Linked DNA regions of Mus musculus: regions 2, 3 and 4 are each linked to region 1. Evidence: chromatin loops called from intact Hi-C (ENCODE). Cell type or tissue: left cerebral cortex. All regions are shown on one strand. Links, peaks and the distances in the headings refer to the core of each region. The heading gives the core; the rest is flanking DNA.

Region 1 (5,351 bases), core at 481-4,480:
GTTATCCTGGCCGTGATAATGGGGATGGTAACACATCGGTTTGTGAAGATACGTCCAGTCAAGGCACTAAAGGGCTCTCTTGGACTGCTCATTCTGCTATCCCGGAAGTCCCCGGCAGTGGCAGCAGTGGTCTGCATTGTGCAGACATTGCAGATGGGACAGGCTGGAGCATGGAATGATGGAGATGAGGGTGTCTGGGAGGGAGAGAAGTAGGGTCTAGGAGCAGAAAGAACCCCAGCTGGGACAGGGGTGTGACCTTGCCTTAGCCTCAGAACAAACACTGAGCTCAGCTTCCCCACTGCATGAGAGAAAGGTGAAGAAGGAAGGCGCTCACCCGGGTGGGAGAGAGATCTGGGGCACTCGGACGGGGTGCGGGGACACAGCTCCTGGGCGGAGGGGAAGGGCTACGCAGGCCATCTGTTGAGGGTGACACTGAGAGAGGCTTCCGGCTGGGTTCCCTGGGAACAGGTGTCGGAGTTGGTGGGAGAGGGGGCTGTAAGAGAGAGGGGGTGAGGAAACACTGGTTCGTTAGAACAGGGGCTCTTGATGGAACCTGGAGGGTACCAGCTGATGTCAGTCCTGGAGACTAACATTTCAGGACCGGGCTATGGCCTGGGTGACTGCGGAGAGCAGATTTCTTATGAATGGCCCACCATAGCAAAGATCTGAAGGTCTCAAGTCTCTCTAATAGTGAAGAATATCCCATTTTGTGATTCAGTCTTTCCGTTGACTTGGAGCTAAAGAAGGGTGTGGGTAAATTAGGCTTAGCATAGTGGGTAAGGGAGGGAGGGTATGGGGTGTGACTGACTGGCCTGAGTGGTTTATGAGTGTCAAGTTTAAGACAGAAATGCTTGGGTTGTTAACATAAACAGTTGAGAAAAACAAACACAATTACTTTAGCAATAGAACGTAGACACAGCCTTTCCTTAATGGAGTTAACATTAACCTTTAATGTTTTTGTTTTTTGTTTTTTTTATTATGATACCCACCAGGCTAGATGCTCTCATGGTGGTTGCTTTTCTATAAAATGATGCTCAAGGTACTGAATGTGTCCCTAGCTACTTCTTTGATATATCTGATGTCCCTAATGAAATGTATATAGTTGTGTTATATAATATATTAAGTCAGAAAAAATTCTAAGGAAAGTTACTTGGTTCCCTAAAAGCCATTCATGCCAACCAAGAGAAAAGCCGTGAAGTCCACAGTACCATCTGGGAGGGCTGCTAAACACCCACCCCTTCAATCCCATATTATTCCCCTAGAATTCTTAAGGGGCTCAAGGATTCCTACTGAGTTGCTCTGTAACCCTGTAATGCTGGGGCCGTTGATATTTACCACATTAAAAAAAATAGGCTATTTTGTCATGGGCTTAGTAGTAGTGAAATATTGTACTGTTTCATCATCTATTACATACTATTACATATCATTCATTACATGCTATTACATACCATCACATACTATTATAGTGTTTCACTGACATTACAATGATAGAGTTAATGGTGGTGATTATAAAGACTGCAGAATAACCCTGGGAGTTGCTTGTGACCAATGGTGAGCGAATAACACTTCATAGTGGCATGCTTGTACCCTGGTTGATGACATCCCAAGCGGGTGTCTGGATGGACACATACAGGAATTTATGTGTATGCAAAATGTGACACTGTTGGTTGAGCGCTGCAAGTGGCCTTGTAGCATTTACTATTACTTTTAGTGTTTAGTCTTTGGCTATGAGGTTTTGTTTGTTTGTTTGTTTGTTTTTTCCATCACTAACAGTTGAAGCGGCCATTCAATCAGAACGAGAGCACATGTTCTGCGGAAGCTCTGAGATATTTACCCTAATCTATGTCAAGGTTACTTTTGGTTTCAAAATTAACAGTGAGATCTGTTAAAGAGAACACCTGCCAGTAACCAATTTTCACAGGCTTAAAAGAAACACATGCTTTCCACCGAATTAAAAATTTTGATTCACTAGTTATAGGAATGTTAAGATTTTGTTAGTGATGAAATGTTACTTTTCTCCAATTGTTTAGACAATGCCAGCTGTAGTGTATAATTACTTCATAGGTGCTTTTATCTTTGAACAGTTAACAGCAGAGAGGACTGGTGGCTAACCTTTGTGTAGTTCAGACAGCTATACTATCTCCTTAACAGAAGACAACCCTCAAATTCTTCCAAACTCCATAGTTTCCATTGCTGGATGTTTAGTGTCTATGAATGGTCACTTTTTAAAGTTTTGCTTTCAGCTACTGTTGGGATGACCTACACCCATCTGGAGTGTTTGATTTTGCTGAGGGAAGATAGGAATTTGTCAGAGCAGTGGTTCTCAACCTGTGGGTCTCCTGAGACCAGTGGAAAACACTGATATTTACATTAGGATTCATAGAAGTAGCAAAATTACAGTTATAAATTAGCAACGAAAAAAATTTTATGGTTAGGGGTCACCACATCATGAGGAATTTGAGAACCATTCTTAGAAGGGGAAAGAGTTGCTTCAAAACACATGAACAGAACACTAGGGGGCAGCAAACTTACTAAACAAATAGACAAGCTTTTTAAAGTCAACTTGACTTAAAGGAAATCAATGACAAATCGACAGCCCATATTCTCCTTGGTGGAGATACATTTCTGTAGAATCTGCGGAAAGGAGGAGATAGCTATCATCCTGCTCCAAATTTGAAACTAGCGATTTCAATAAATAGAAAGGATAGAAAGGGCTCTGTGTATTAAAGCTTCAGTCTATAGTCACAGTGAGCAACCTGGTAAAATCTGTGCAAACAGATAGTCGCACAGAAAGTCCCCTAGATAGCAACAGGTCATCCTTAGCAATTCTGCAATGCTGTGAGTTGTACGCATTCGAGCAGAGCCTTTGCTTTATCGGCTGGGCATGCTGGTGCACACTTGAATTGCAGGTACTTAGGAGCTAGCGGGAAGAGGATGGTGAGTTTGAAATCAGCCTGGGCTTATCTCAAAAGAACATAAAACAAACAATATCAAGCAAGATAATCCCCAACAAATAGACACCCCCCAAAAGGCCAGACTCCCCCCAAAAGGAGATGCCAGTAAACTGTCTAGATGAATTCTTTTAGTTATACAATAATTGAATGCATCCCGTAGCAATCCAGAACTATTTCTAAAGGATCCAGAACTACTGCCACAATCAGCGACACATATGCAGACTGTCAGATAACGGAAGCACAGGCGTAGGATCTCTGTCCGCATTCCCTCTCCTCCCTCACACCAGAGAAACTCCTCTTCATGGGAATCCACCAGGGAACAGCTACCTCTCAGTGTAATTCCCGCAATGGCGGGAGAGCAGCTTCCGATGGATGGAATGTCTCTCTCGCTCTGTTTTATTTCTGTCAGTTCACAAACCTAGCAACCTTTCACTCACACAGACCATCCACCTCCAGCGTGAGAAGTGCTTAAGATACACTAACACCAGGGCTCACATGTGATTGCTCTCGAAAGCTCCCTAGACCGCATGGTTTTTAATGTTTCCCCAACGTAAAAGCCTTTTGCTGGGCACACGCTTTCTGGGTTACCCTAAACACACTGGAGGACCTGAGTTTGTTCTCATAAATGCTCATTGGCTTTCAAGCTTCAAGGCATGGGTTGATAGGCTTCTGTTTGTTTTCCCCAGAAAGTACTATTGCATGATGGGATAATTCTTCATGGGTCAAACCATCAGCTATACCTTCCCAGATTTTTATAGCTTTAACTGTGAGTAGTGATTTCTCTTGATGAGCCCATAGTCTCTGGTGGTTTAAATTGCCTTTTCAACTCATCCGGTTGTGTTCCTTTTGGCTATTATTAGATGTAAGCACAGTTACTGTATCAAAGGTAACAATGCCTTAGTGGATTCTTTTTTTAAATTTTATTAAGCATAAAGGCAATTAACATGGCTGATTTACAAGTGTATCCAATTTAGATGATCAGTTATGCCTTTATTAATATTATCCCAGTGAAGTTGCTATGATTGTCATATGGAGTCTGTAAACTGGAAATGTGGTCTAATCGGTGGATCAAATCATTTAACACAAATTTCTGGTGATCACAAGGCCTCTCCTGGATCAGACATTAGGCCCATTTAGTCAGCACTGAAATTTATAATCAAATAAATATTTGATTTGATTATAAATATTTGAATTAAAAATTCAAAGAAATGAATTTCCTTTTTTGTCTCCCTGGTAAAGTGTATAAATAGGTAGATGTGGCTTCAATTGCTAAGGATGAAGGTAATATCCTTCCCTCCCCATCGCCAGGATATGAGGATTTCTGCTTAAACAGAACCGCTCCCTCTTAGACGCTGAGCTAGAGTTATTTGTGAATTCCATCTGTGGGTCTTGATGGAGACCCACTGGGCCTCCTAGATAGACTCAATCTCTGGCCATGTGTTTTATCCATCCACTGCAAAGGTAACATCAGTTCCATTCACTTAGTCACACAAGGAGTTAGTTACTGCATAGGTACCACATGCCAGGCATTGAGTTGGGTATGGAAGATAGAGGATGCTCTGTCAGTCAAGGTTGCCCGCTTTCAGGGAGCCTCACGTGTAGTGAGGAACCCAGAGAGGTGGACAGGTGAGTGGTAAGGATGTCAAAGTGGGAACTGCAGGTATCCAGCAAGAAGGGCTACAAACCCGCTGCTGAGGGTGAACAAGCCCCTAGGCCAAGTGTGCCTCTGATAAAGCTGAGGAGTGGGGAAGAGAAACCTTCCAGGAGAAGGTCTTATGGAGTGCTTCCCCGAAGAAAGAAAAGACCAAAGCCCTGAAAGCCCTTTGTATAGATGGTAGGGGTGAGTGAAGTGACAGAATTTGGGTAGGTTTTATTTGTTGTTGGTTTTTAGTTTTTGTAAATTGGATCAAGGCAGTTAGGTTCTGCTCCAGGGACAGGAAAAAATCAAGAGAAAATGTAGGAGTAGCAGGCTTTTTTTTTTTTTTTTTTAAAGAAAGCAAAACAGATGATTGGATTTGCTAATCTGGGAAGTGAGTGGGCCACGTCAACCGAGACAAAGGACAACTGTGGACCGGAAGAGCCGTGACATTTCTCCTTGTCAATAGGAATGTTAAGTTCATAGAGAGTGAGGGGCATCCGAGAATGTCAGGAAGCTGACAGGGTTGCTGGAGATGGGGGAGAACAGCATAGGACTGCTGAGCGCTTTGTCTATCATTTTCAAAAATTAGAACCGAAGAGAACAAAGGGATGCTCTCAAAATACCTGGGTAAAAAGTCAGAAGACATGCAGTCATAAGGCCTTGAGATTCATGCACCATTATGTCCTCCCGGTTAGCAAACCCACTCTTTCTCCTACAGTCTGAGCCTTCAAGGTGCTTAGCTGGCCTCAAACATCCTT
Region 2 (5,351 bases), core at 553-4,552, 340 kb after region 1:
CAACACATCAGTCAGTAGTGTGTGCTCCCATCGGACACCTTTGCTGGAAAGACTAGGGGACACAACCTGTATGCAAAGTCAAATCCAACAAAGAGAACCTGAGCAAAGCATCTGAACAGAAAGCCACCACCGTTCCCAAAGACCATGAACACATGACAAAGAGTGCAGAGGAAGTTTCTACTGGATAGGCAAGAAAATAAAAACATCTGAGTACATTTTACCTTATTTGCTGACAGCACCCATATCTGTGGAGATTGCTGTGTGCGTATAATTGCTGTTTTTCATTGTATTTTACCCCACTGACCTTGTTTTAAGTTAGAATGCAGAGCAATGGCTTTCACGATGGCCTTGTTCTGCTTACGTGTCATTGTGCTTTTCTCTCCTTTCCCCATACTCTGGGCTCCTTCCCCTTCCAGAAGGTTCTCTTTCCCTTCTGTTCTCATGTCACCTGTATTCCGTTACTTCCCTCTCTCTTAAGATCGTTTCTCCTGACTCTCTGTGCAGTGAAGGGTGGTCAGCATGGGGACTCACAACTAGTTAAAGTGCAGAGTGTCAGTGAGGTGCTCAGCCAAAAAGGTGACATCTGTATCAACACACACACACACACACACATGCACACACAGAGAGACACACACATGCACACACACACATGCACACACACATCAACACACATATACATACACACACAAACATGCACACACAGAGAGACACACACATGCACACACAGAGAGACACACACATGGACACACACACATCAACACACATATACATACACACATACACACATATACACACATACATACACATATACACACACATACAAACATACATATACACACAAACACACACATACACACACACACATACACATACGCACATGTTCAGGGACCATCACAAGGAGGAGGGGGAGCAACAATTGTAAATCCAGAGGGTGAGAAGAACCAGAATAGAACAGTGTCTTCATGGCACTGCACTGGTGAACCCACAGTGGCCTGCATATGATCAAGTCAGAGTCCCAGCCTGTGAGACCCCTCCTCTATTGAGGAGCTGTGGGCAGGTGCTGGCTTCTGGAGGAGAAAGAGTCACTTTGTCTAAGAGACAACCATGCTCCTGGGAATGGCTGCACACTCATGGATATATGAGACCAGCACAAACTGAGTTATTAACAAAATAAAACAGGAGGGGGTAAGGATTTGGGGAGTATCTGGCAAGAGTTAGGAGGAGGAAAAGAGAGAATATGATGAAAATACATTGTATGGAACTCTCAAAGATTAATTAAATATATCTTAAACTCCCCTATCATACACATAATTTTAATAAACACATTAATTACCATTTTCTTTTTCCCATTCTCCTACCCTCAGAGGTATGACACGTGTAATGATATATAATAATGTTTTAGAAAAATAATATTTCTAGTTTTGCCTTAATTAGTGCTTAAGTACACACATATATTTGTATTGAAATTAACTTGCTAGGAAAATCCTTAACTTTTGCAAGGGCAGTTATTGAGACAGGGCCTCATTAAGTAGCCTAGCTGGTCAGGAACTCACTCTGTAGGCCAGGATGGCTTCTAATTCATAGAGATCCACCTGTCTTTGAATGATAACAAAGTTTCATAAATAATTTATAGCTATACAGTTACTTCTCAAGATCTCAAGTCATGGTGTGTGTGTGTGTGTGTGTGTGTGTGTGTGTTGCTAAAAATCAAACCCAGTGTTTCACCCACACATGCTAAGCATACAGCCTTTCAGTTAGTTATACTACTCAGGCTTTATATTTTCATATATTAAAGTCACACATGCTTGTGTATGCATCCAATTTGACTGGGTCTGGCATGTTGAGAGGAATTCACTACTGGCATTTGATATAAACGATAGGAAAAAGGCAGAGGGGACGCCCTTTGCTTATTCGTTAGTCACTGGAATGTGGAGTAGGGCAACTATCTTCTGTACATATGTCATTGCAGTGCTGAACATCCAAACTAACCTTCTAGCCCTGTAAGTATGCTATTTGTAGTTCAGGTCATTTAACCAGAGGACAATGCTTCAAAGAAAACAACAACAACACACTGATCCGGTTTAGCACTGCAGAGGACCACAGGGAGAAAGAGACAACAAAGGAAACGATAAAGAGGTCGAGAAAAGAGAAAACTTAGTTTCCATTTGTTCTAATTTCTACAAGAGTTATTTAGTCCTCTAGATTTACTTAGCCAGCATCTAAACAGCATCTAAACTCAGGGACGGCTAAAGTGAAAGGGGAAAATGATCTCTCTGCTCCATCTAGTGTTAAGTTTTGAAACAGCAGTTCTCACTTCCTAGTTACCTAATTGGAAACGGAATGAGGAATAGGATCAAGTCAAGCTCCCTCTGTACAACTGTGAAAGCATTGCAAACAATGCATTCCTAGCATCGTGTGCATGTTTTACAAGGTCGTTGAGGCAATCCTTAAGTCTAAGGCACGGCAGCAATTATGATGGGGTCATGCCTTGGAAGCCTGACTCTGGCTTAGATTGGGTCTGCCACAAGCCAGCTTTAACATCATAGTCTGTCTGGAGTTGCATGTGATTATACATCATGTGTGATTCTGGGTGTGAGTGGAGGACAGATGGAAAGAAGGAAGAAAGGAAAATAAAAAGGCAGTCATAAAGGAACCAGAGGATAGAGGCATATTGCATCTGTTAGATCATACTCCCTAGCAACCTGCCCCCCTCTCTCCCTCTCCCTCCCCCTCCCCCTCCCTCTCTCTTCTCTCTCTCTCTCTCTCTCTCTCTCTCTCTCTCTCTCTCTCTCTCTCTCTCTCTCTCTCTCTCCCTCTCTCAAGCCCGATCATGCTTCCTGTAGAGCTCAGGTCTCTACCTCTTCTAAAACTATAACAGAATATTATAAACAAACACTCTTCCTTATCTCAAACAACTCTGATACCCACCCAGAAACTGTCTTTGAGCTATGCCAAGCTAACCACCCTCCCACTTGGTGGAGGATGGGGAATGTGTAACATAGGAATAGGGGACTTTTGCCTCCTTCCATGTTACATACTCTTATAGTCTCTCTCCCCCTGTATGCTTCCTGCATCTTGCTACCCATGGCAACCAACTCCTCCTCTTTCACTTTAAGCTATCTCTGCTGATGTTCTCCTATTGTCTATAATTCCCTTACCACCAAGGTCCCGTCAGTTTGCTGCTGGTGTGATGTACTAACTTCATAATGCTGCCTTACCTCTGGGTAAGGCCAATCATGGCCTACCTGGTTTTAAGGCTATCTCCCCTAATGCAGCTCATTTCTGAAGGGCGATTGTGTCTGCTCCTTTCCTGAATCTGCCACTCCTGTTCCTAACAATCCATATCATTATGTCTATTGAGGGCAAATGGACAGATCTGATAAACTACACTGCCATGAATGCATCTTACTATAAAAAAAAATCTGTTGAAACTTTATTAAACAGGATAGTGACAACGGCAATGGCCACTAGTTGAATATGTGTTGTTTGTCATATGTCCACACATGGTTTTATTTAATCCATGCCATAGTCCTCTCAGGCAGAAATTATCAGCAGCATTCTTCACATATGGAAAATATGAGACTTCAAGACCTTAGTAGCCTTGCACAAGGTCCCATAGTCATTCAATGATAAAACAGCGATGCAGTTCTCCGATTTCCCATTATCAAGCTCCACGGTGCTCTCATGGACCGAATGCCTCTTTCTTCCAGAATGCTTTGGAATCATGGCCAACCATGGCTACATAGCTGGAATCCTTAATCTCCTTTCTGTCATGTTCACTGGAATAGTATTATATATACTAAGGCAACCATGGTGCAGAACATGGGGAGGGATGGGGATGGTTGTTTCAAATGTGGATCCCAGGTCATAAAGTGAAGAAAAAGAAAGTTAACTTTACATAGCATTTTTAGATGTCAGGATGGATTTGCTTCTGTGAAAACACGTCATCACACAGGACCAAATAATGGCAGGCAAAGTGTTGGTTATGGGAGAATCAGATGGTGTCACTATCAAGTGATCGTTTCTATAGACACTCTTCAGAACTCGACAAAGCATCAATTAAGATTTTAATGAATACATATAGAAGAGTGTTGGCCAACATTGTTTTTGTTTGTTTGTTTTTCTTTGTTTCTTTAGGTCTGTAAAACATCCTAGAATTGTTTGATTTGAGGCAAAACTATCTTTTATTGCTAAAGCTGATAATTCTAACACATTAACCCTGTTACATAGCACAATATTGAAATATTTCATTTACTTCATTTACTTCTTCTAACAAAGATTGTATAGTTGATCTTTTCTGTCATAAATTAAGGAGAGAGTCATTAGTAAATAGCACAAAAAAGAAAAGGTTATTTAAGACATACTCTGCTATAGGAGGTATCATTTTTTAGGACTGCAGCCAGATAATAAGTTTGCACATCCTAATTGACAGAAGCTGGTCCCTAGGGATGGACCTTTGAATGCTCAAGACATCCCTGGTTCCAGCCTTTTCTTTCTGCTTCTGTTTGCCATTATCTATTCTATTTATAAAGAGAGCATTGGCATACTAACATATCCTGTATATTAATATTATTAGCATATTAACTTATAAATACATTTAATACAATTAGCACATTTAGCTTATATTAATAAAATAATTTTATTATTAAAATAATAAAAGTATTTTCATATGACTTTCCTCAGTTTCCAAAGTTGCATCTATGAGACAAATTCTCTGAAATGGATTTGCTAAATTAAAAGATATATTATTGGAAATCCCTTATATGCACAAAACTCACTCTGAGTGACATACGCAGGAACTCTAGTGAGCAGGAGATGCAAATAATCAATATGAAAAAAGTGTTCAGCTTCATTCATTTAAAATAGGCAACCAGCGTTATGGTATTTCCCAGTTACCAAGCTATCATGATGTAAGTCTGTTTGAGAATATGGGAACAATAAAAACCACAAGATCACCTCGTTAGATGCTGAGGAAGCATTTGACAAAATCCAACACCTCTTCCTGATAAAAGCCTTGGAAAGATCAGGAATTCAAGGCCCATACCTAAACATAATAAAAGCAATAAACAGCAAACCAGAAGCCAACATCAAACTAAATGGAGAGAAACTCAAAGCAATCCCACTAAAATCAGGGACTAGACAAGGCTGCCCACTTTCTCCCTACCTATTCAACATAGTACTTGAAGTCCTGCCAGAGCAATTCGACAACAAAAGGAGATCAAGGGGATACAAATTGGAAAAGAGGAAGTCAAAATATCACTTTTTGCAGATGATATGATAGTATATATAAGTGACCCTAAAAATTCCAACAGAGAACTCCTAAACCTGATAAACAGGTTCAATGAAGTAGA
Region 3 (5,351 bases), core at 522-4,521, 150 kb after region 1:
AGATGGCAGAAATTTAACTAAAACTAAGCAAAAACCAGCAAGCAAAGTGTGGAGACATGAGGACTCGCTGAACTTCTCCGTTCTTAAGAGCTGTTGAACTAACAGCTGTTGGTGTGCTGCACAGAATGGGTTTGGAGTGCTGGTCTACCATGACTGACACCTTACAGGGTTAGCAACATGGGGAAATAGAGCTGGAGCCTGTGTGTCTTTCTGTGAGCTCACATGCTCCTGTCCCACAAAAAGATACTACACAGGCAGCAAGGCACACCCCTCAGGTGTTGCTGTAGGTATTCCCACAGCCTGTTCTAAAGGTTACCCCAGGAGAAATTAGAAAAGTATGATTTTCTTGCCTTGGGTGTGTCTGATGATTCCTTTGGCGGTATCATAAAAAAAAAAAAAGAACGGAACAGAAAGGGGCTCTTGTCAGTGTCCATTTTGTTCTCCCTGAATGATCTACATGGCTGAGAGATTTTTTACACAGAATTTGACTTAACAGCATCTGTTCGGTTACTTTGCCTTGAGAGCTAAACTCAGTATAGTCCCATCATTTCAGCCTTTTATCCCATAGAACCTTTTACACCCAGCCAGCGCCATGCCCCCAGGCTTCCTTATCCAGCATGCATTCACGTATCTCTGCATTGAGGATTCTTAGTCTAAATCTTTATATCCTGGATACTGATGACAAAAAGAAAATTATAAAACATCCCCTCCTTATTTATGCTTTATGGCTTGCTACTCTGAGGGTACGCTAACATAGGAAACAGGTGATTTGTGTCCACATATATCAATGGAGACATCACAATTACCGTTATTGGGAGACTCCTTATCCAATCTATATTTAGCCACAAAAGACAGGAAATAATAAATTACTTCTTGGAAAAAGACCTTGATAACTATTTATTTGAAACCTCGTGGCAAACTCCATCTTTTGCTGATAGAGTTGTTATCAGAAGTTTTCAGCCAATAATTTTTTACTATTTTCAACAGCGTTGTGACTAATTCAACATTCCTGGTATACCGGCGGTAGAACTGACTTAGAAAAGGCTGAAATGGTGCTAAGGCAGAATTCACTCATTCCTTGACCCGTTCCTCTCCAGGGTGTTTCATTTGGCTGACCAATTTCAGTCCCCAGTACCAGCTTGTTCCTAAGTGACTATAAAGCACAGCAATGCTCACAGAGGGGCCATCCCCCATTCAATGCAAACTCCGTGTCACTTTCAGCCAGTGGCCAGCCGCTGACATCGCTCCCATTATTAGTGTGTGCATCTGTATGGAAGTATGGAAGTATGTGATATTTTCTCTTTCACCGTCCTATGAAATCTATCTACTTGTGAAGAAAAAGAAGCAAGAAAACAAATTTTCCTGCCACATCTTATAGAGGCACTTGAGTCCAACACCAAGACTTCATCTCTTTTCTTTCCCTACATTCTGAGCTTAGGGAGTACAATGGGGGTGTTGTGCTCTGGGGTAGCCTGGCATGCAGGATATTGGGAGAGGAGGTGTGAGCAACTTGCAATACCTACAGTGTTTGCTCTATAACTGCCGGGGACTAAATCAAACAGCACACCGGGCTATTCCGTCCAGAATAAGCAAGTACAAAATCCACCGGCTGTTATGACCTATATAGGGAACAGAATTCCCTCCTTTAAAGGTGTGCATAGGTGTAAAGATTTAAAACATTTATGAGGATTAAAAACAAATGTTCCCCAGCTTGCCTTCTGCGGGTTTGCTGTGTAGTTCTTTTAACGTGTCAAAGGGCAAGTCACAAAAGAATCCATTGTTCTGGCGGAGAGAAAGGTTATTATTGGCTATCAGGTCTGTCCAGAAAGACAAGCCATGATAGTTTGTTAAAACAGTAAATATTTATTTTAAATCCTAACCCAAAACAGCAGAGCTTTTTTCCCCCTTTATCGTACAATTTCTGGAACCTCAACTCACCGAGTTAACTCTGTATCTGAACCACTAATTTGTGGAAGTAGTGTGTGTGTGTGTGTGTGTGTGTGTGTGTGTGTGTGTGTGTGTTCCTCCTTAATTTCAGATCATAGCAATCAATGTAAAATTTTTTTCAGGTTAACTTTTGCTTCCATTCATTCATTTATTTTTTTATGCTGAGCTTTCAAAAGAGGGGGAAAAGCTTACCTCCGTCAGTCAAGTGGGATGCCCGGAACCCCTTTCTCAGCTGCAGCTTCAGCGTGTAGGAGCAGATGCTCTGTGAGCCAACCAGTCTGTTAACAGGAAGCAGGTGAACACTAGAGCGTCCGCCTGCGTTCCAGCCCAGTGCCCATCCGAGCACACACCTGCTTTCCCAGACCTGCAGCTCATAAGCAACAGCCTGGCACAGAATCTGTGCTGGCAGAGGGCGACCCCTCCCTTTAGAACCCCGAGTTCTCTCAGCTGGGGAGCTGCAGAGATAGCCGTGCAGGGCAGGCTTGCTTTCCCGAGACAAAACCCTTTCCTGCTGCCCGCGAGCGGATACGCAGCATTATCACCCCGCAGTCCCCGTTCTCCAATCAGCTAATTGCAACACCAGTCAACAGCTTGTCGCAGGGCCAGCTTGCGGGCACACGTGGCTGCAATAACTGTGCACTAGCATGCCCATTGTGGCTCTCCAAAGATTTTTCTCTTTTTAAATGCTTCTTCCACAGCTAAGCTCTATGCCACACTGCTTTCCATAAGTAAAATGGCTGGTCCTCTCAGCGCGGCTGCAGAGAGCTCATTGGGTTCCACTGGCTTTTCGTAGCCATAGCAACAGCCAACAGACAGACTTAGCAAGCATGGCTGATCATGTGCAGCACACGACACAGTTTGTTAATTTCTTTCTTTCTTTTTAAATCAAACTCATCATTTTTTCGAAGGAGGGCAGCTTCTGTTACCTTTTTAAATGTTTCACCTAGAGCGCAAGCGCCCTGGGTCTTCACCCCGCCCCACCTGCTTTTCTAGGGAACTTTTGTCTTGTCAGTGTTACACTGTGAGATCAAGGAAGCAAAGCTGTATTCTTCTCTATCCAGGTTAATAATATGCATATCGCCAGAGAGGCACTAATTGGAACCATGGGTGAAACCAGGTTCGACCTTAGAAGGAGCTGGAAGAAGATTGGTAAATGGAGACAGCTGTTTGTTGTTGTTTCTTGCTTGTTTTTATTTTCTGTTTTTTTTTTCTCCTAATGACAATCTTATAGCCAACTTAATTCAAAGAAAGCCCTGTGACTTGTGTGTTATATGTGGTCAAAATAATAAATAGTCTAGTCAGATGAGATAATTTAGTAATTCTGAATGATCCATTTATCTATAGAATGTGTTTAATATTTTTATACATCACATAGTTTAAAGTAGAGCTTTTAAAAGTTCTATTGTAGTTTCCATCGAAAATTCCCTTTAATGCAATTTATACTTTAGTTTTATTTTTTAAAATACTTAAATAAAAAAATCAAATGAAGGATCCCTTGAGAACATAATCATTCCCTTCAAGGCCAGAGCATCTTGATATGCATTCCACTCTCTCTCAAAAGCCTACCTCCTCGGGGACTCTTCCACGGTTAATGTCATTAACAATTTAAATCTCTAGCAGCCCCCCCCCCCCCGCCTTTAAGTATTGTCTCCAGTCATATTCGATTTGATGTATTTTCAAAGCAGTGTCTTACTTAGCTCTGCTTCCAGCAATCTGTTTGAAATGGTGTGTTAACACTTTGGACTTGCAAATAGACCAGTTTTGTTTGCTAGGAGACATTGGTTTATATTTTGTGAGGATTGCATCTTTCCTGCCCAAGCTAACATTCCTGACTTCTGTCGTCATTCCCAGGGTCAATATGACAGGAATTCTGTGGGGGGTAGATTTAGGGAAACCTGTTTCCTCTCCTTGTCCAAGCAGATTCATCTTTGACCCACACAGGATCGGTATGTCCAGTAAGGATTGAGTCGACCCTTCCTGCTTGGCTAGAGTCCCACACTTTAGATGGTCACTGGAGTCATCCTCTGTTAAGTCACCGAGTTTTGCTAGTTCTGAACTAGCCAGGACAATTTCTTAAGAATGTCTGCTCTTCAGTCCCCAAGGTCCACACCTTGAGTGGCATAAAGGCTTCCTGGACTCCTGGATGCTTCTATTTCCTGAAAGGTTCTTTCCTGAGCCCTCATCCAGCACCTTTAACCTCGGATCCCAGCTGCCTCTCTATCCTTCAGAGTCATGCTCAAATAGACCACGCACCAGTGGTACTCTCACACAGAGCTCATCTCTGTGCCCCCACTGTGCAGGGGATGTCTCTGTTGACTGGACATCTCTTGTGCCTTTTCACTCATTAACAGACTTTCTCTGCCACTGCTTGAAGGCCAATCTGGCCCATACATTATTGCCTTCTATACTTGAACGCTGTAGCTTCTCAATACACACATTTTCTTGAATGTAAGATGAGAATCTAACTGTGTTGCCTAGGCTGGACCTCAGCTTCTGAACTCAAGGAATTCTCCTGCTTCAGCTTATTGAATAGCTGTGACTACAGGTATAAGCCACTATGTGTGGCTTCCCTAATATCAAATGATGTCCTACAGTACTGTAAGATTTCATGTGCATTCCTCATTTTATCTCATCTTCAAACATCATACATTTATGGATGCAATCACTTCAGGAAAACCGACATGATTCTAATTAAATGTTGATACTTTATAAAAGTAAAACAAATATTCTAAGGTTATTTTGGATTTTTGTATGACTTTTTTCATGTTATGTCTGAAAACAACTTTATTCTACTTAAATGAATTGCTTAGTTGGGTATGGAAACCGTTAGTCTTTTTCTTTTGGACTACAAAGGGTCTCCTTTCTTTATCATGCACCTCCTACTCCATTACACCATTAACAGTTCTTTCTCTAAAGAGGAGAACCTGAACCCCACCCCCCCCCATGTTTCATAGGACTAGAAAGCTGGTAGGAACTGAAACCAATCCTTTGCCAGTTTGTGACCCCATATTCATCTTTATTGATGGTTAAAGAGTTGTCCCTTGTTAACTAATGGAGAATGGTTCCAGGGCAACCTTCTCTCATCGAGGATAACATAGTCATCAGAGGTTCAAGTCTTTTTGTATAAAACGATGTGTTGCCATACAGATCACATCTAATTCAATGTAAACACTATGCATGTTGTGTCATATTACTTAGAAAATAGTGTTAAGAAGTCTAGATGCACACATGTTTATGAGGCAGGTCTCATTAGTCTCCAGTGACCTTGAGTTTTGTGGTGGTTTGAATAGGTCTCCCTATTCAATAGGTTTGAATGGCTCCTATAGAATCATGTGTTTAAATGCTTAGCTCATAGGGATTGGCACTATTAGGAGGTGTGGCCACATTGACGTGGGTGTGGCCTA
Region 4 (5,351 bases), core at 642-4,641, 420 kb after region 1:
TATTAGTTTTCGAATTTAACAGTAATTTCATATTTAAGGAGGCTCTATTTTTAACATCTATTATTAAGGTACATTCGTGACAATGAGCCACTCGCCATTGGTCTTACTAGTGACTGAGCTCATCCCCCCGTTTTCACCAGAGGATTAGGTATTAGTCAGTGCTCTTCAGAGAAATAGAACCAACTGGAAGGGGTGTGTGTGTGTGTGAGTGTGTGTGTGTGTGTGTGTGTGCGCGCGCGTGTGTGTGTATATATGTGTGTGTGTCTGTGTGTGTGCATGCGTATGTGTGTGTGTGTGCGTATGTGTGTGTATGTGTGTCTATGTGCGTGTGTGTCTGTGTGTGTCTGTGTGTGTGTGTGTGTGTGAGTAGTTGTGCTTATAAATGAGCATTCATTTGCAAATATGTATTCCCTTGTCTTCTGGGCAGTGGTAGGTGGTCTGGATCCACTAGATAAGAAGATTTCTATCACTTCATTACTTAAGCAGGAAGCATTGTTCTAGATTTTGAAGCTGGAACAAAGATAGGCATGAACTAAATGCCATAGAAATAAATGAAAGTGGAACTGTTGGGGTGCTGAACAGGGCCCTTGGGAAATAGGAGTCAGGACAAGAGCTATGCATAATTGAGCAGTCCTGGCCTAGGTGTGCATTAGATGGTCGTCGTTTCAGCTCAGACCCTGCCCTTTGGGTGTCCAAAGCTCTGAAGGTAAGACTGTCTCCCTAGGCAACACTAGGAGATGGGCTCTGTTCAGGAATGAGATCCGACACAGCATTCATTGATCACAGCTGAAGTCAAAGGTGTGGCTCATAAAGAACTCAGAAAGAGCTGAAGTGTTTTCTTATATCACGTGGTCTTCAAAGATCCTAAAAATCCTATCAGAAGCCTTGACATTCACCAAAGGGCCAACTCACAAATGGTGGTATGGCTTAGAGGGAACACAATGAAATCTGATGAATTTTAAGTAAACGGCAGTGTGCTACAGGGGAGTCGTGTTGGAGGAGTAGTGGAGAGAACCACTGACTTGGACTAAAAGGAAGCAGGACCGCTTACCCAGAGTTCTGGGAGAAACCTGCTGAATAGGTTGCAATAGCACCAGCAAGCACAAAGACTGGAAACAGAGAGTGGGATAAGGGCCGGGAAGATGGCAGAGAGCAGAAGTGAGTATTCATGGGGAACTGTCGGCATGTGCCTGCCTTTGCTGTGTTTGTTAAACAAGAAGGTCAACAAGGTTATCCTATCCCTGCAAGAACCTCCGTTGTTCTCTGTCTGTGTAGAAGGCTGGTGGCTCCTCTCGAAACTGGGGCTTTGAGAGCCAAAGCCATGGTGGTTCTGGAAGCCCCCAAAGGCTCTGCCATCCATTCCATATGCCAATAAAAGGAATGGTAAAAGTAAAGATGAGTAATGTTTTTTTAAAAAATCAGGAAGGAATTTTATTCAGCGCATCCACATTGGGAAGGGAACCCGAGAAAGGAGTCCAAAGACCCCACATTCATCCTCTGGATCCCGACACGAGTTTCAGATTTAAAGAGAAGAAGCTGAGCAAGGCCCAAGACTTTCCCTGTGGTATGTCATTTTAGGGATCCAAAATTTAGGAGAATGGCTTATCTGTGCGTGCCTTCAGCTAAAGTAAAGGTGATCGACAGGAGATGAAAACAAGAGATGTCAGTTTTTACCAATCGGCCCTTGGGCCCAAGTGACGAGGCTGTACTCATCAGCAATAAGAGTTGCGAGCGCCTGTTTGAGCTGTTTGTTCACAGGTATGTGATGCGAAGGGAATGCCCTGTAAGCAGCTGTCCCACCCATGTCTGGACGTGCTGAGAGGGTTAACCTGTGCAGGAGCAGGGACTTGGGACTGCCGTGGATCCAAGATGGCTGCCGACTGGGACGTCTTTCCTGATGAGATGTGCGGTTCACTTCCACGCCTTCAATTTCCATGACCGCTTTAATTATAGTATGTATCAGAAGTGTCACCACCCGGAGTCAGGCCGGGCTTTGATGGAGTGGACAGTGTCTAGTTTCTTGGTGTCCCATGTGACTGTGTTGTTTGGTAGCCATCCTGCTGGAGGAACTATTTGAAGTCTTGAGACTTCACAAAAGGGATGTTCAACTAAAAGCAGGCTTTTAGCCACACATGAGTCACTTCTCGATCTAATTGGGTGCACACCTGCATGAAGTCCTCGTGGATCCTCCAGACCCCATCAGCCACCAGGCAAAAATCTGAGCCACCTCACAAGGAACAGAAAGCAAGTCTTGACAGCATATCTGAATTCTGCAGATTGTGAACATGTGGAAATAAGTTTTCAGTCTTTTAAAAAATATTTTTAAATTAAAATACATATACATTATTTAACCCATCTCTTTCCTCCCCTGACCCTTCTCACTCTCAAATTAAGGCCACATTTATTTTTTTTCAAATTGTTCTTATATATACAGATGTCTATATAAGTGTATGTATATATGTATAAATGTTCCTAATTACATAAATAAAATCTGCTCGGTCCATATAATATTACTTCGATGTATATGATTTTAAGACTGACCATTTGTTAGTGGATAACCATTTGGGGGCTCTACCCTGAGGAAGGCTATTTCTCCCTCTTTCAGCATTTCTTAGTTGCCTGTAGCTCTTTGAGGGTACCAATACTGGGCATGCTAACATGAAAGGGTGGGGGACGATCATGGGGCCTCAACCTTGGTGTTTTTAAGTTTGATTTTTGTGCAGATGGAGGTTGCACTCAGGCCTCCAGAGAAGCAGTTTACCACGGATCTGCGTAGGTCTAGAACTACTGTTTCATTCCAGGAATACGTTTGTGATATATTGATATTTAAAAGTAGATATCTGGGACGGACACCCATGCACACACATTCACACACATACAGACACACATGCATGCACATGCATTTGTACATACACTCATATGCACACACACACACACACACACACACACACACACACACAAATGATTGTGGTAATTCACTTTCGAATCCCCAGGGGTCACTCAAGAGGCTGAAACAACAGGATCTCTATGGTTGGAACTAGCCTTGGCTACATAGTCAGTCCCTGACCAACTTGGGCTACAAGGAGAGAGACCATCTCAAAACACGCAAGGAAACAAACACATGCATTAATAAACCAATGAGTCGATCAGCAAAGACGCTCTGTGGCTTACAGTAAAATGACTGGTTTGTGTGACTTTGAGGATCTGTTTGCAGAAGCAGAGACTACACAGCAAAGGATGCTCTGATCTTGTGTATTATCAGACCTAAAGCTCTGATTAATCTTGCATTTACTAGATCGAGGCCTTGGTTATTTTAAACCTCTCTTTGCCTTCTCACCTGAAACCTTGCATCTCATTGATGCTGGCAGGAAGGATGTGAAATCTTGTACAGTTCTTTGCCTTTCTCTCAGGATTCTAAATGCTATGTTGGAGAAGCTAGGCTGGAAATATCAGGGCTTGAAAAATCAGTATTTTAGAGAGGACTGTGGGGTTGGCTCAGGGAGACCACCAAATCCTCTGGTCTCTGGATATAGAAATCTGATCTGCAGAAGCAGTGGCCAGCTTTTCCGGAGGTCCTGGCCAGAGAGGGCGGGAAGGGGCGGGGAGTGCTAGCCACGATTCTGCCCACTGCAGCCCGGGCCGAGGCAGGAGGCAGGAAGGATGGGAGAATTGAGAGACCTCGCTGTGGCATCCAGCCTCTGTTGGATCTGAGGGTCCGGAGCCGGAAGCCGTGCCCGGAGCCCCGGGATCCGCCGCGCCCATGGGCCCCGCCAGCGCCCCTGGCTCCGTCTCTGCCGGCTCGCTGGTCCCGGACACTCCGCGGGTTCAGCGCTAGCGGGGCTCGGGGCTCAGGGCTGGGCGGGCGCGGAGCTGAGGTCCCGGGGATCCGGGGACATGCTGCAGCCCTTGCCCTGCGTGAGAACGGCGCGGACAACCACCGCACAGTGCTGCCCAGGCCCCGAGGCTCCCGGCCCGGCCTGTGGGACAAGAGCCAGAGCCTGAGGTTGATTGTAATTGGGTAAGTTCACCCCGGCTGGGTGTAACGAGTTCTAGATTATGGCTTGGTTTTGTGAGAAGTGCGTGATTTTTTCCCCCTGCCTGCAAAGGCAAAATACATCTGGTGTGTGCGTTCCTTCCGGCATTCATTCATGAAATTGTAGCATGCTGGCACCAGCAGGCCTTCCCAAGTGACGTCGCTTCTTCACTCAGAGACTCATTACCGCGTACCAGAAGGTACAGTCCCCAGAACTAAGGTAGCTTCTTAGATTTCGAAGGATTATTCCTCTCCCCTTGGGTATGTTGGCTACACAGTTGAAAACCAGATCCCTGCTGGTTTTAACTCAGGGGTAGAGTGCTTGCCTGGCTTGCATGAAGAGGCCCTTGCTCAACTTCCAGCACACAGAAAGAAAACAACACACATACACACACACACACTTGACTATCCTGCATTTTAATCTAAAGACTGTATCTACTTCAAATACTCCTTTCGGACAGAGAAATGGTGTTTTGAAGGGTGTATGGACTGTTACTTGTACCTCCACGGGGCAGTTTGACATCCCCCCCACCCCGGCCAGGTTTGCAGGTTCTCAGAAATCCACCTAAATCAATCAATCAATCAATCAATCAATCAATCAATCAATCAATCAAACCAGACTATGTGGAGTCTCTGGAGGAACTCCTGGAGATCAGTATTGAGCCTAACTCCCACGTGTGTGCGTTATGGCTCCATTTAGCCCACCTCAGGAGAGCCCACATATTGGTTTCAAAGGTGCACACAAGAAAACTGTTCCTAGCTCTAGAATGTAAGCATAAGGAAAGGACTAACATAAAACTGTCAAATGTCTAGGTATTGAGTATCATGAGTTTAACAGACATTGCACAGGGTATAAGTTCTAAAGTACTTACAGGATAGGATATGTCCTGTAAGTTTGCATATTTAGTCCAAGGAGTGGACAGTTCACAGGGGATTAAGATGTTCAAAGTTATGCATGGAACCAGTGTTTGGCTAGAGAACAGAGAAACCGAAGGACTAAACCCTAATAATAACATAGCCCAAGAAGCAAAGGATACTTAGAATGCCATGTCAGCACTCTCCATCTTGTGGTGAGCTGCATCCTATCTGCTCCATGCACTTGGGATCGATGCTTCTAGGACGAGGGGAAGATGGCTGCTGTGTTGTTAGTTTGCAGATGTGTGTGTGTGTTGAGCCACAGGGAAGAGAAGTCCATGGGTGAGTCTGCTATGAAGAAGGCCTCAGAGAGAAAACTGCTAGTCTCCCATCATGGACGCCATCATCCAACTGGATGGCATGTTAGCTCGAATCTAACTTAAGCTCCTTACTGTTCAAAATA

What was found. A loop is a pair of places that touch in the nucleus more often than their neighbours do. Peaks named below come from ENCODE experiments on the same cell type or tissue, not always from the same donor. Only the 100,000 strongest peaks of a DNase experiment are listed, where the experiment ranks them.
Region 2: it touches region 1 in a loop (3-fold over the local background); 6 of 42 quality-filtered maps call a loop at or near these places.
Region 3: it touches region 1 in a loop (2.1-fold over the local background); 4 of 42 quality-filtered maps call a loop at or near these places.
Region 4: it touches region 1 in a loop (2.5-fold over the local background); 6 of 42 quality-filtered maps call a loop at or near these places.

What each region holds. Positions count from the first base shown.
Region 1 is chr8:45,777,944-45,783,294 of GRCm38, reverse strand. All of the region lies in intron 12 of Sorbs2 (sorbin and SH3 domain containing 2), which reads right to left. The region is part of intron 1 of Sorbs2os (sorbin and SH3 domain containing 2, opposite strand); the gene reads left to right. Among named protein-coding and RNA genes, the nearest start is that of Sorbs2os, 39 kb to the left of the region's middle. In left cerebral cortex, for the core only: a CTCF peak has its summit at 2,505 (motif pointing right); a DNase peak (open chromatin) is centred at 2,506.
Region 2 is chr8:45,436,325-45,441,675 of GRCm38, reverse strand. No RefSeq gene overlaps it. Among named protein-coding and RNA genes, the nearest start is that of Tlr3, 29 kb to the right of the region's middle. In left cerebral cortex, for the core only: a CTCF peak has its summit at 2,290 (motif pointing left); a DNase peak (open chromatin) is centred at 2,308; H3K27ac peaks cover 232 bases.
Region 3 is chr8:45,625,061-45,630,411 of GRCm38, reverse strand. All of the region lies in intron 1 of Sorbs2 (sorbin and SH3 domain containing 2), which reads right to left. Among named protein-coding and RNA genes, the nearest start is that of Gm51529, 14 kb to the left of the region's middle. In left cerebral cortex, for the core only: no CTCF peak of the experiment used is centred there; DNase peaks (open chromatin) are centred at 1,217, 1,524, 2,248 and 2,693; H3K4me3 peaks cover 2,665 bases; H3K27ac peaks cover 2,594 bases.
Region 4 is chr8:45,357,065-45,362,415 of GRCm38, reverse strand. All of the region lies in intron 1 of Fam149a (family with sequence similarity 149, member A), which reads left to right. Among named protein-coding and RNA genes, the nearest start is that of Fam149a, 23 kb to the left of the region's middle. In left cerebral cortex, for the core only: a CTCF peak has its summit at 3,005; DNase peaks (open chromatin) are centred at 3,113, 3,622 and 4,071; H3K4me3 peaks cover 1,133 bases; H3K27ac peaks cover 526 bases.